Regions from separate parts of the Homo sapiens genome. Here region 2 is linked to region 1. The links are chromatin contacts, found by Hi-C or POLR2A ChIA-PET in ENCODE. All regions are on one chromosome and are shown on one strand. The core of a region is the stretch at or near the end of the contact, and the rest is flanking DNA. Distances in the headings are between cores, read along the strand shown.

Region 1 (6,158 bases), core at 2,188-4,687:
AGGTGATCCTCCTACCGCAGTCTCCTGAGTAGCTGGGACTGTAGGCATGCACCACTGCACCCAGCTTCTAGGCATTTAACAATGTGTGCATATATTATAAATACATAATAAAAATGAATTCAAACAAAATATAGTTTGTAACTTGGCTTTTTACATTTCAATATATCTTTAAATTCTGTATCATTAAGTAGAGATCTTCCATCTTTCTAATGGCTATTAGTGATCCACTGTTCAAATGTATCATAGTTTAAGCAATTCTCCACTGAGAGAATTCTTCCATTTGGGAGCTATCATACAAAGCCTGGTTTGGATATATCTGTGTTGTGTACATGGTTTTGTAGGAGAGACTGCTAAAAAGATGGCTAGGTTAAAGCATATGACTATCTTACATTTTAACACATATTACTGAATTGGGCAGGGCCTCTTCCCAACGCTGCTTGTCAGAGTCAGAGAATACAGTTGCCCACAATGTCCAGCTCCTCTCTAGCTCCCTTGATATCATGTCCAGCTGTTAATCCTCACCCTGCTGCCACCTATGGATGAACTCGATGGACATCCATGTAGCCAATGCTACCACCGTATTATAAAATATAATGACAGTTGTGGGGGGTCTCCTTAGAAGGAGCTACACATATAGCAAGGAGCCAAATTAAGCTGTTCAGAACTGATGCCAAAACTCCTATCTTATATTTGCTTTGGAAATTGAGATTCCTTTTAATGGTTAAAGTTGCAGGTCTGAAAATATTTTGATCATTAAAAGTGAATCAGACTAAACTTTTCAGGGCACTGCATAGAGCAAATATGAAACCAAGAGCATGATCCCAAATACACTTTCTACAAGCTATTTTAAAATGTTAATTTGTCTCACTAAATCCTAATAACTGATTTTGAAGAGCCTGGACAGAGTCAGATCTGAGTTAGCAACCGGGCTCAGTGGGGCAAAGACTGCTGGTTAGCTAATAACCATGCTGCCCTTCTCCCCACTAATGAACTCTAAAATGGACATGTTTCCCAACTTACCTTGCCCACCGTAACCTGGGCAGCTAATGGAATGTCAATTAAAGTTGTTGGTGGGGCTTCTGGAAGACTTTACAGAGGGTTGTCTCAGCTGAAGACCTTTTTGCCCTTCCTACCCAAAATATCGAAGTAAAGTTGAGGGCTCCAGTCACCACCACAAATCACGAGCAAACTTGAGGATGGAAGCCGTCTGTAGGGCAGTGCATCAGAAAGACAGAAAGAACCTGGGTCCCTGATGACTCTGTAGTCAGTCACCCTACCAGTTTTGAACAGCCTCGCCAGATTTCTCTTATGTGAGAGGAACAAACATCTTGCTGAAGACTCGTACTTAGGTTTTTGTCCCATACAGTCGAACAGAGTTCTAAGTGATATATTTCTCTACTTACTAGGCTGTGTGACCCTAGGAAAGGTAACTCCATCTCTTTGGGCTTCAATTTCTGGAGACTGGGTAATAAACAGCGGCCACTTAGTGGGATGGCTGTGATAAATGAGAGGACATGTACTTAGGGCAGTGGTTCTCCAAGTTGGTCCCACATTAGAGTCACCTGTGGAGCTCTTAATCTCTTGATGCCCAGGCCATACCCAAAAACTCATTAAATCAGAAATTCTGGCAGTAAAATCCAGGCATCAGTGATTTTTAAAGCTCCACAGGTCATTCAAATCTGCAGCCAAATTTGAGCCACACGGGTTTAGGAGACCTCAGGTTGTTTATTGCCGAGGTGCAGGCTTGCTTGGGCTTGCCTGATGGATGGTGGGACAGGACCTAAAAAAGTCTATTTGTTGGGGATTCTGAGGGACCTTCTGGGAGAAACAGATACAATGAGAAGGTGGCAAACAATTGGCTGAGTAACAGAAGGGAGCAATAATTTTGAGTATAGCTGATACTATTTGAATCTGTCCCAAGTTGGGCTGTAAGGACACCTCTCTGGATTCTAATAGAGAGCAAGTACCAAGATGCCAATTCACTCAAAACTCCATAAATCCTTGCAACACAGAGCCCACTGCTTTGAGACTTCACCAATACAATGCAAAGGGGAAAAGACAAAAAAAAAAAAAAAAAGTCCATTTCCACAGCTCTGGCAGCAGCATGGGATAGCAAAAGCTGGTAGGGACTGGGGTGCAGTGAGAAATAGTGAAGAAGCCACAGGTTGGGGAGGGGTAGGAGCAGTGGTGCCCCTTTAGAACAGTGCCCAGAGAAAGCAGATTTGATCACGAGCCTATGTGGGACACCCTCGGGAGCCCCCTGAAATATTTGGGAGTGGGAGGAAGGGGCGGGAGGTCCTACATTAACAGGGCCATTAGGCCAGTGATCTTGTCAGACTGGCAAATTCAGGTTACATTTGAGTAGGGCTCCTTGCACATTACTTAGGAAATCTTAACCTTTTCAGAGGAGGAAATTAGCTCTCAAAGAGACAAGCCCAGAGACCAGGAGGTCTCAGACTTGACAGTACTTCTGCCTTTTTCAGAGAAAGAGTTGACCAGTGATCACCACTTTTTCTGTATCAAACTCCATTCCAAATGCTAAATCCTATTAATTTGGAACAACTGGGGGTGGGGTTGGCAATTAAAAAAATACTTCAAAGCCTCTGAAAACAGCCAAATGAATTCACCTGTAATTGACATTCTCAAAAGTGAAGTTATTTGAATAAAAGAAAATGCCTTTGAAAGAAAAAGTATATGAAATGAAGTGTATTTTCAATGATCTCACATGAAACACGTGACAGAAAAATTCCCCAGCACTGATTTTTCTAGATATTTTCTTAAAAAAAAAAAAAGATAAAAGAAGGGAGGGGGGTATAAAAACTCACAACTAGACAGCTCATAAGGTCACTTTTTTTTTGAATTAGGGCGAATAAAAAAGGAAACATCTAAATCTGATGTTCAAACAACCTTTTCCGTTTGATTCAATCCTTTCTCCTTAAAAGTACTTTTATAAGTGCCCCAGATCTCTGAGCTGGTAAAGACACTCCGTTCCTCCCTTTCTGGTCCCTACTGGGTTTGAAAGGCAAACAGCTCCTTCCTCTGTCCATCAACATTCTGCCCAGAATGAACACTATATGGATGCTCTTTAAAAAATTAAATAGACTTTTTTTTTGTGAGTTCTCTCACCTTTAGTTTGAGAATCCCAATCCTAAAATAACCGTGTATACATTCAAAAAGACTTAAGAATTTCTGTATCTACTGTGAAGTGGAAGAAAATTAATTACCCAAATGACGCCTTGCAAATTTTACTTAACATGAGACTCAAGATGAATAGTGTGCATTTTTATCTGTAAATCATGAAGTAGTTAAACATTTCAAAAAGGAAATATATTATGTAAATGTCAACTGAAATCTCAGCACTGGTTCTCAGACTGGAGCATGTGTCAGAGTTACTTGGAAGGCTTGTTAAAACACAGCTTGCTGGGCCCACACCCAGAATTTGATCTGGGAGGTCTGAGGTGAAGGCTGAGAATCTGCATGACTCACAGGCTCCCAGATGATGCCGATGTTGCTGGTCAGGGGATTGCACTTTGAGAATCCTGCTTTATAACTTGTCCAGACTACTCAGACTTTTCCCTCAGTAAGCGTGACATACTGGGAGAAGCACTGGAATGGGAGCCAGGAGACCTGTGTTTTTGATGTACTTTTACCTGACTACATGTATATTCGTAGCCTAGTCACTACACGTCTACTAGGGTTTGCTGAGCAAGGCACAGAATGGTAGGAAAATCTTTACACTCAAGGGGCTTTCAAATAAGTAGATGGGGTAAGATCCATACACAAATCACTACTACACTTATCAGAACATGTTGGATACCATAAAATAGATAAAAATAATATGGGCTTCAGATAAAGATAAGCTCAAGTTTGGTTAGCCACAGGGAAGGTGACATCCTAATGAAGATGGCACTAGAGACAGATTTTGAAAGATGAAGAGGAGACAGGACAAGGGTGTGGGGACAATGGGGAACCACCAAACATTTTTGGGCAGGCGGGTGGCATGATCAAAGGTGTTATATTGGTCAAGAATCTTCATTACTTGTGATGGACACTCATCTCAAATTGATTTAAACAAACAAAAGGGGAACTTATTGTCTCATGAAACTAAAAGTCCAGGGGTAAGGTACAGAATTCAGATGCTCAAAACAATGCTATCAGAAATTGGTCCCTCCTCATCTCTCAGCTCTACTTTCCTATGCTAGCTTCCTTCTCTAGTAGGATCATGTCATGTGACAAAGATGGCTGCCAGCAGCCCAGGTGTTTTTACTGACATAGCAGTTTTAATAAAAAACTGTGGTATGGCCAGGTGCAGTGGCTCATGCCTGTAATCCCAGCACTTTGGGAGGCCTAGGCGGGGAGTTCATCTGAGGTCAGGAGTTTGAGACCACCCTGGCCAACATGGTGAAACCCCCTCTTTACTAAAAATACAAAAATGAGCTGGGTGTGGTGGTGGGCGCCTGTAGTCCCAGCTGCTTGGGAGGCTGAGGCAGGAGAATCACTTGAACCCAGGAGGCGGAGTTTGCAATGAGCTGAGATTGCACCATTGCACTCCAGCCTGGGTGACAGAGTGAGACTCCTTCTCAAACAAAACAAAAACAAAAACAAAACAAAAACAAAAAACCAAAACTGTGGTGCTTCTTTCCCACAAGCCCTGAGGCTGACACTCACTGGACCATCTTGGGTCACATGTCCATTCCATTGATACCAAGGGACTTGAGTGACTGTCCAAGCCTGGATCACATGCAGGTGTGGTACTGTCAAACCCACGCAAACCTCATGGACTGAGTAGAGATGATAAGACTTCCCGAAAGCAAAGCAGGGTGCTGTTTCCAAAGGGTCTCCCCTCCTGCCTACTGCAAAGGAGAAAACTTAGAGTTACTGTAGATATGAATAACTCAAACCTAGGATCCAACAGGTATCGAGGGGCCCCAATTTAACAAAATGTCCCTCCCACCTCTCAAGTCCTTTGCCAATGGACTTTGTACAACTTGGCATCGGTCCCTTGGAGTCTGGTCTAGGGCAGCTCCCTGGCCCTTGTCCCCCTCTTACAGCCTCTCTTCTCTATAGCAGCAGACGTCCTGCAGGGGGAACTGTTCAGCTTGGGGGTGGGGTGGGCATGTGCGGAGGTGAGCTCCTCTAGACTAGGCTTTGAAAGCCATTACTGATATATCGGTTGCCTCCAAATGTCCAATCAGGCCAGGGCAGGGGCTGTTCATCCACTGTAGAGATTTACCCCCTCAGCCTTGAAGCCCACTGTCACCTTCCTAGAAGGCTCTGGTCCTTTCCTGTCCCTGCGGGTGCTGCTCATCAGGTTCCTCCTGCTGGGCTCAATTCACTGGGCACCAGGCTGCCTGTGCTGCCCCACGTGGTGGGTGCCCTGGGGGCTGTTCCTGAATGACTACAGCACCCACACATACTACCTTTCTATGAACTGCTTCCTCTATGGCTTCCTGGCCCTCCTGCTCTTTGAAAGGAGGGAGGGGCCACGGTGGCAGAGGTACTGAAGAGGTGGCAGGGGACTGAAAGTAAACTTTGGCTCTGGCAATGAAGGCAACAGGTGCCTCCAAGAAAGTCAGTGTGGGGAGATGGCTGTGTTGAGTGGCGTGGCTGGATGGGGAAGATGAAGATCAGTGTGTTGGTGAGCCTTTGGACAGACTGGTATTGGGGTCCAGGCTGAATGAAGAGCAAAGAAAATGAAGCCAAAAGGGGATAAAAAGGTGAGAGAAATGGTGGGCTGGCAGTTGTGGGAAGACAGGTGAGAATGAAGCACAGCAGAGTTTAAAGTTTCTAGGTCTGAGGCAAGGTAGCCGTGGGTACCTTGAGTACCAGAGTAGCGTTGGGTGCCGCTGCCAAAGCAGAGGGGAGAGAGGGAGTTGGGGGCAGGGTTGTTTCAGGAACTGGGAATGCCAGGGAGGGCCATGCAGACAAGAAATTGTTTCTTGTTCAACACTTGCTAGGTCAAGCCCACATGGTGCTGCTAAGCACTTCCCAGTAGCTCCTCTTTCAGCTGTCACCAGTAACTGCTGGGGATTCACAAGGAATGAATGAATGAAGGGCAGCCGGCAGCCCTGTGCGTATGTGGACTGGCATGGGGTGGGTGGGCTTATTTGCTTTGTTTTGAGTAGCAGGGCCACTGTCCAAAAGTCAACTGCCTTGGG
Region 2 (6,150 bases), core at 2,684-5,183, 54 kb after region 1:
GTTGAGTCTGGATGGCAGGTACATGAACGTTCATTATATTATCTATTGTCTGAAATACTTTAAAGTTTTAAAAAGTGAATGATTGTTTCAGTCAGCTCCTGGTTTTTATCTTTTTATTTCTGTAATTTGCAAATATTCTATAATTAACTTGTTTGTAAAAAAGTATATCTTTCCTCTCTTAAAATGTGTGTACTTTAAAATTACAACTTTAAATGCATAAATAAAATATATAAGAAAACATATATATGCACAGAAAAAAAGAGCTGGAGGATATATTCCAAAATGTCAATAGTGGCTACGTCTGGATAGTGGGGTTAAAGGTCATTTTCATTTTATTTTTTCTATATTTAAACAAATGGTCTCACCAAATGTACTATTTTTATGATGATAAAACAATCTTTTTTTCTTTTTAAAAAATACATTTGGGCCAGGCGCGGTGGCTCACACCTGTAATCCCAGCACTTTGGGAGGCCGAAGCAGGCGGATCACGAGGTCAGGAGATGGAGACCATCCTGGCTAACATGGTGAAACCCTGCCTCTACTAAAAATACAAAAAATTAGCCGGAGGTGGTGGCGGAAGCCTATAGTCCCAGCTACTTGGGAGGCTGAAGCAGGAGAATGGCGTGAACCCGGGAGGCGGAGTTTGCAGTGAGCCGAGTTGGTGCCACTGCACTCCAGCCTGGGTGACAGAGCGAGACTCCTCTCAAAAAAGGAAAAAAAAAACCATTTATGTCAGGGGAGAAGGGGAGAGCACGAACACAGTTCTCTCTACCACAAAGTATGCAGTAGAGCTTCCCACATTTGGGGAAATCGCAGGGGTCAGCACACCTGGAGTGTACTGAATAAGCCTCGCCCTGGGAAACCAACTTTGTGATCTTGGTATCTCCCCTACCAAGTAAGTACCTATGATGATTAAAAAAAAATGTTTAAAAATAACTAGAAGTTAAAAAAAGCCTTTTTGTTATTTCTGTGCCTTGAATGCTCACATTGTTTGAATTACCACAGGGCAATGAACCTGGGATTATACTGTAAATGGATTACATTTGCATTAATCAATTTAGACCCTAGAAACTGAAACTGTGGTCTCACCTCTGGATTGCCAGACTTGGATTTCATGGTGCCTGGTGTCCACAGAGGGAGTCTTGGATTCCTATCTGATAGGGAACTGGAATGTTTCTTGAGGTTAACCAAGGTTCTGAGAGTGAGGAGTCTTAGCCTTCAGTTTAAGAAGGCTGTGTTGAACCTTAGTCCCACTGCCAAACCCTAATCTCCAGATCTACTCACAGGCCACCGTGGAATTATATGTGGGCCTGCATCACCCGATGCCACTCCTGTGTCCTTTACCATTTGCAATGATCACTTTTCCAAAGGTTAATATTTTCTACGAAGTCAATTCAGGAATTATGGAATTTGGAGGGTCCTGTAGAATCTTACACTCTAGTACACTATGATTTCCTTGAGCGCAGGCTCTGAACAGTTGCTGAAAGAATATGTCATATGTCTTCTGTGCTTTTTAGATTTATTTCATTAAGTGTCTAGTAATGACTAATACTTATAAACTTATGCTGTGCACCACAGGGGAGACAGAGATGAAGACAGAAATCCCACATTCTATTTTCTCACATTTTCTTATTGTAAGTGCTCCTGAAGCATTTTTACAGTGCAGTCACATTATTACTGAGTATTTATTCCAATCCCAAGCTTCAAAAGCTTGGGATTTTTGAGACTATTGCCCTACGTCTGCATCTTGATGTGGCACAGGTACTGACTATGACACTGATACAGCTTACTTGAAGTAACAATATTAGGCAAAAGTAACAATATTAGAATGTTAACTAATTTTTAAGCAAATACAGATCATTTCAAGTCAAGCCAGTTATCTTTTCCAGGGCACGCATTACTTCCTGGTGAGAAGCAGCACAAGAACAGAAGCAGTTCTGTTATTGTGGACTGAAAAAATACAACCTTCACATTTTCTTTCTTACTTAGTAGATCAATGAAATAACCAGAACTACAGGTTGAATTTTTGGTATTAATACCATTTTCAATATGAATGGGGTTTTATACTACAGTAGTTATGGGTTTTAATTTTATGTTATAAAAACACAGTATTGGCCGGGTGCAGTGGCTCACGCATGTAATCCCAGCACTTTGGGAGTCATGAGTTAAAAGACCAGCCTGGCCAACATGGCAAAACCCCGTCTCTACTAAAAATACAAAAATTAGCCGGCAAGGTGGCAGGCACCTGTAATCCCAGCTACTCGGAAGGCTGAGGTGGGAGAATTGCTTGAACCCAGGAGGTTCAAGACCTGGGCAACAGAGCAAGACTACATCTTAAAAACTGAATTTTGAAGATTACTTAGAAATAAAGTAGAATATGTAATTCAATGTAAATAGGATGATATAAAAATAGAATAATAATAACTAAAATACAAACTGTAGGAATGCTAGTATTGAGATTACAAGTAATCTTTTAAAACCAAAAAATTATAATTTTTACCAGGAAAAGTTATTAGACACAAGCTACTATAATTTTTGAATTAAAGAGCTGCCATTATTGAAGATGTAAACTACACAAACTGATATTTGGCAATGGTGACACTGCAGTACAGTGGGGATGTGATAATGGTTCTAAGTCAACCAGATACCTGATTGAAAAAAATAATTGACATTGACTCCCACCTGACCTCTGTTACAAAAACCAATGTCAGACGGATTGCAGATCTAAATACAATAAGTAAAACAAAAAAAAGCTTATGGAATAACAACATAGAATATCACCATGACTTTGGAATAAGCAGATTTCTTAAACAAGACACAAAAAGCGTTAGTCGTAAAAGAAAAAATTGAAAAATATTAGATTATATTAAAACTAAGAACTTCCGTTTATCAAGAGACATCATTAGATGGCAGAAAGATAACTCGCAAAGGAGAAAATATTTGCAATACATATACCCATCCAGGGACTTTTATGCAGAATATATAAAGAATGCCTATAAATCAATACAAAAAAGGCAGAGAATCTATAAGTGGGTAAAGACTTAACAGGCATCCCACAAATCAGTAAACAACAATGGTCAATATATAAATGAAAAGGACCTTTCACTTCTCTAGTCACCAGCAAAATCTACGTAATATACTACCCCATACACACAAAAATGACTCGAATGAAAGCAAAAACAAGTATGGACAAAGATACAGAGCAACTGGAACTTTCAGATACCCCTGGTGGAAGCATAAAGTGGTACATTGACTAAGCTTGAGCATATGCCTACTCTATGACCCAATAATTTCTCTTCCATCAGAAAGCAGACACATTAACCAAAAGACATGTATAAGAATATTCAAAGTGACAATATTCATAATAGTCAAATACTGGAAATTACTTAAATATCCACCAACAGAAGAGTGGATAAATAAACTGGTAGTCACACAACACAGTAACATGAATGAGCAAATCACAACCATGTGCCATGACATGGATGAACCTCATAAACAGAATGCTAAATGAAAAATGCCCAATGCAAGAGCACATTCTATATATAAAGCTTAAAATCAGGTAAATCTAATAGGGTGAAGGGGTGCGGTGGCAGTAATTCGAAAGGAGCTTGGCTTCTGGGATGTTTGTAAGGTTCTGTTTCTGGGTCTGGGTACTAGTTACACTGGCATATGTTCAGTTTATGAAAATTCATCAAGCTGTGCATTTAAGATTTGCATACTTTTCTATGTGCATCTTATGCATCAATAAGTATACTTAAAATGTTATTTGACACAAATTACATGGGTATTTTAAGTGTTTCTGAGTCTTTTAGAGATGCTAATAACTGCAACTAATAAAAATAAACCATTTCAGAACCTTTAAAAAAGAACTGGCAGCAAAGGGGAGAGCACATGGTTCATCTCCTTGTATCTTTTTTCTCCACATCCTCTAATGACTAATAAAATGTGGCTTTCATTGCGAAGTCTTTACACTGATTCTCCTGGCCAGGTCTGTCCTCAACCAAATCACTTCCTTATTCAAGTGCGTGTAAACAGCCTCCTCCTGGCTGCATACTTCTGTCTACCCTCTGGCTCCTGACATTGTGGTTCACATGAAGTTTTTGGTCTTTTAAATACCCATTGGAAGACGCTCAAAAAGGCTCAGAAAACTGTTCCTTGATTTTGGTCTGCTTCATTTTTTGGGAAAGCAAAACAAGTCCCAGCACCACATGCTTCTCTACTGCTGCCTTTATTTATTTATTAAAAAACATCCAACACACTACCCAAAGAATTTTCAAGTGTCTCCTTCCACTTTTACCATCTACCACTGCCAAAATCTAACCACTAGCAGAGTAAAATAATCTCAGCTCACATCATGGGAAATATTTCTTTGGCTCTGAGAAAACCAGAGAGAAAGTGCTGCAAAATGTAGGTTAGGAAAATAATGTGAAAGTTATTTCAAGTTGATGATTTCCATAGTATGGAATGTGATGGTCTTGCATATGTGACTCTCTGAATAAAGACCCCAAAAATACTGTGAGGTAAGATTGTCATTTTTAATTGGCCCCAAATAGAAGAGTCATAAGGGATTTTCAGGGGAAGCCCCTTTACTCTATCAGGGATACTCAGGTGTCTTTTCTCAATAAGCATTCTTTAGATTTATCAGCAACAAACTAAAGAATTCCACTGTAATACAAAGCTAACATGCTGACAGAGCATCTTTGAAGAAGCTTTCACAAGACAGACTAATGTAAACAATTTTTTCAAGGCTTCCCAGCCTATGACTACCAGTGAAGTCTGATTAATAATAACCACCAAATCACACTGGCTCTCTGTCCACACCAGTTCATACGGGGCCTTATTTGGAATGTGTCTATCAACTAATCTGGGCATCCTAGTGGAAATTCCTCATGGGCCCACGAGCTCACACTTGCCATAGATACATGAACACTAGGGTTGTCAGGGTGCCCAAACTCTGCAGTAGTTTCTGGAGTAGTGGAAATGCTCCTTCCTTGTGCTTCACTCTCTTAGAGGGAAAAAGGCATTGTGGTGACCCAATGTCTTACAGAGGTCAGTTCTTCAGGTTTTACTCTTGCCTTCCAAAGGTCTCAATCAGCGGAGCAATAGGGCTGGGCCAAAAGGCAAATCAAGTGACAGGCAGCACATCATTCCTCCCTCTTGAGACTAAGGCTTGACTACTGGATTACCCTGTCATGCCTGGTTTCTTCTCCCTTAGGAGGAATTTCATTCCAGGAGGTATCCCAATCACTTTCAAGAGCTCATTCTACCAATTCTCTGGACATGCCCCTCCTCTGAACCCTAGAAAATAACACAGTCTATACTGAAGCTAATCCTTGGTACTTAACTGTTTGCATTACTATTCTCCATAAAGAAAATGGGCTTAGCATGGTGGCTCACACCTATAATCCCAGAATTTTGGGAGGCTGAGGAAGGAGGCCCAGGAGTTCAAGACCAGCCTGGGAAACATAGCAAGACTCTGTCTCAAAACAAATAAAAAATAAAAAAATAAAAATTACCCAGGCATGGTGGCACACGCCTGTAGTCCCAGCTACTTAGGAGACTGAGGCAGGAGGATTACTTGAGCCCAGAAGTTCGAGGTTACAGTAAACTATGATCGTGCCACCGCAATCTAGCCAGGGCAACAGAGTGAGACCCTCTCTCTAACAAATTAAATAAATAAAAAAAAGAATGGCTCATTGGATTTGGCTTAGGTAGCAGAAGAGGTGGCAATACTTCCTAGTATACTCAGGTAATGAGAAAAGCCTTCAGGGAGATATGGAAGCAGTCAGGTCTCCAGACCCAGTACCTCATCAGGTAAACAAAATCATCTCTAAAATGGTCTGTTTTAGTTAACATGAATTTTTTTTTAAAGCTTTGCAAGCAAGTTTTATAGTTTGCTTGTAAAACAGCACTGTCTCTGATTGATTTTAAAGACAGAATGACAAAAAAGTAAACCCCAACTTAGATTGCACCTACTTTACTAATGAGGAATCTGAGGGTAGCATGGGGAAAGGCTCATCCCAGACAATCCCTGGCAGTTCTGGAGAGAGCCCAGTTTTCCTGACTTCTAGACCACAGCTTTTTTTCCTCTGTACCATGTTTCCTCAGTATCTCCCAGATAAGAAGGCTATATTTTCTAAGGCTAAGTCA

Evidence for each region. Hi-C counts contacts between places; a loop is a spot of excess contacts on that map. ChIA-PET counts read pairs that join two places held with the same protein, here RNA polymerase II (POLR2A). Pooled maps may share reads with other maps.
Region 2: a map of chondrocyte shows a loop between it and region 1 (2.6-fold over the local background). The contact joins two enhancer-like sites. A Hi-C loop is called at or near these places in 3 of 168 maps with a recorded cell type or tissue (adrenal gland, chondrocyte and stomach), 1 of 37 single-sample maps with no recorded cell type and 1 of 50 pooled maps. POLR2A ChIA-PET finds 5 or more read pairs at or near these places in 2 of 52 experiments (H1 and OCI-LY7).

Annotation. Positions count from the first base shown.
Region 1 is chr15:82,119,479-82,125,636 of GRCh38, forward strand. No RefSeq gene overlaps it. Among named protein-coding and RNA genes, the nearest start is that of LINC01583, 34 kb to the left of the region's middle. Within about 2 kb of position 3,438, at least 3 of the 41 ENCODE cell types and tissues checked have a DNase peak (open chromatin) inside an H3K27ac peak, as active enhancers do.
Region 2 is chr15:82,173,483-82,179,632 of GRCh38, forward strand. All of the region lies in intron 15 of EFL1 (elongation factor like GTPase 1), which reads right to left. It also overlaps the pseudogene RNU1-77P. Among named protein-coding and RNA genes, the nearest start is that of EFL1, 86 kb to the right of the region's middle. Within about 2 kb of position 3,934, at least 3 of the 41 ENCODE cell types and tissues checked have a DNase peak (open chromatin) inside an H3K27ac peak, as active enhancers do.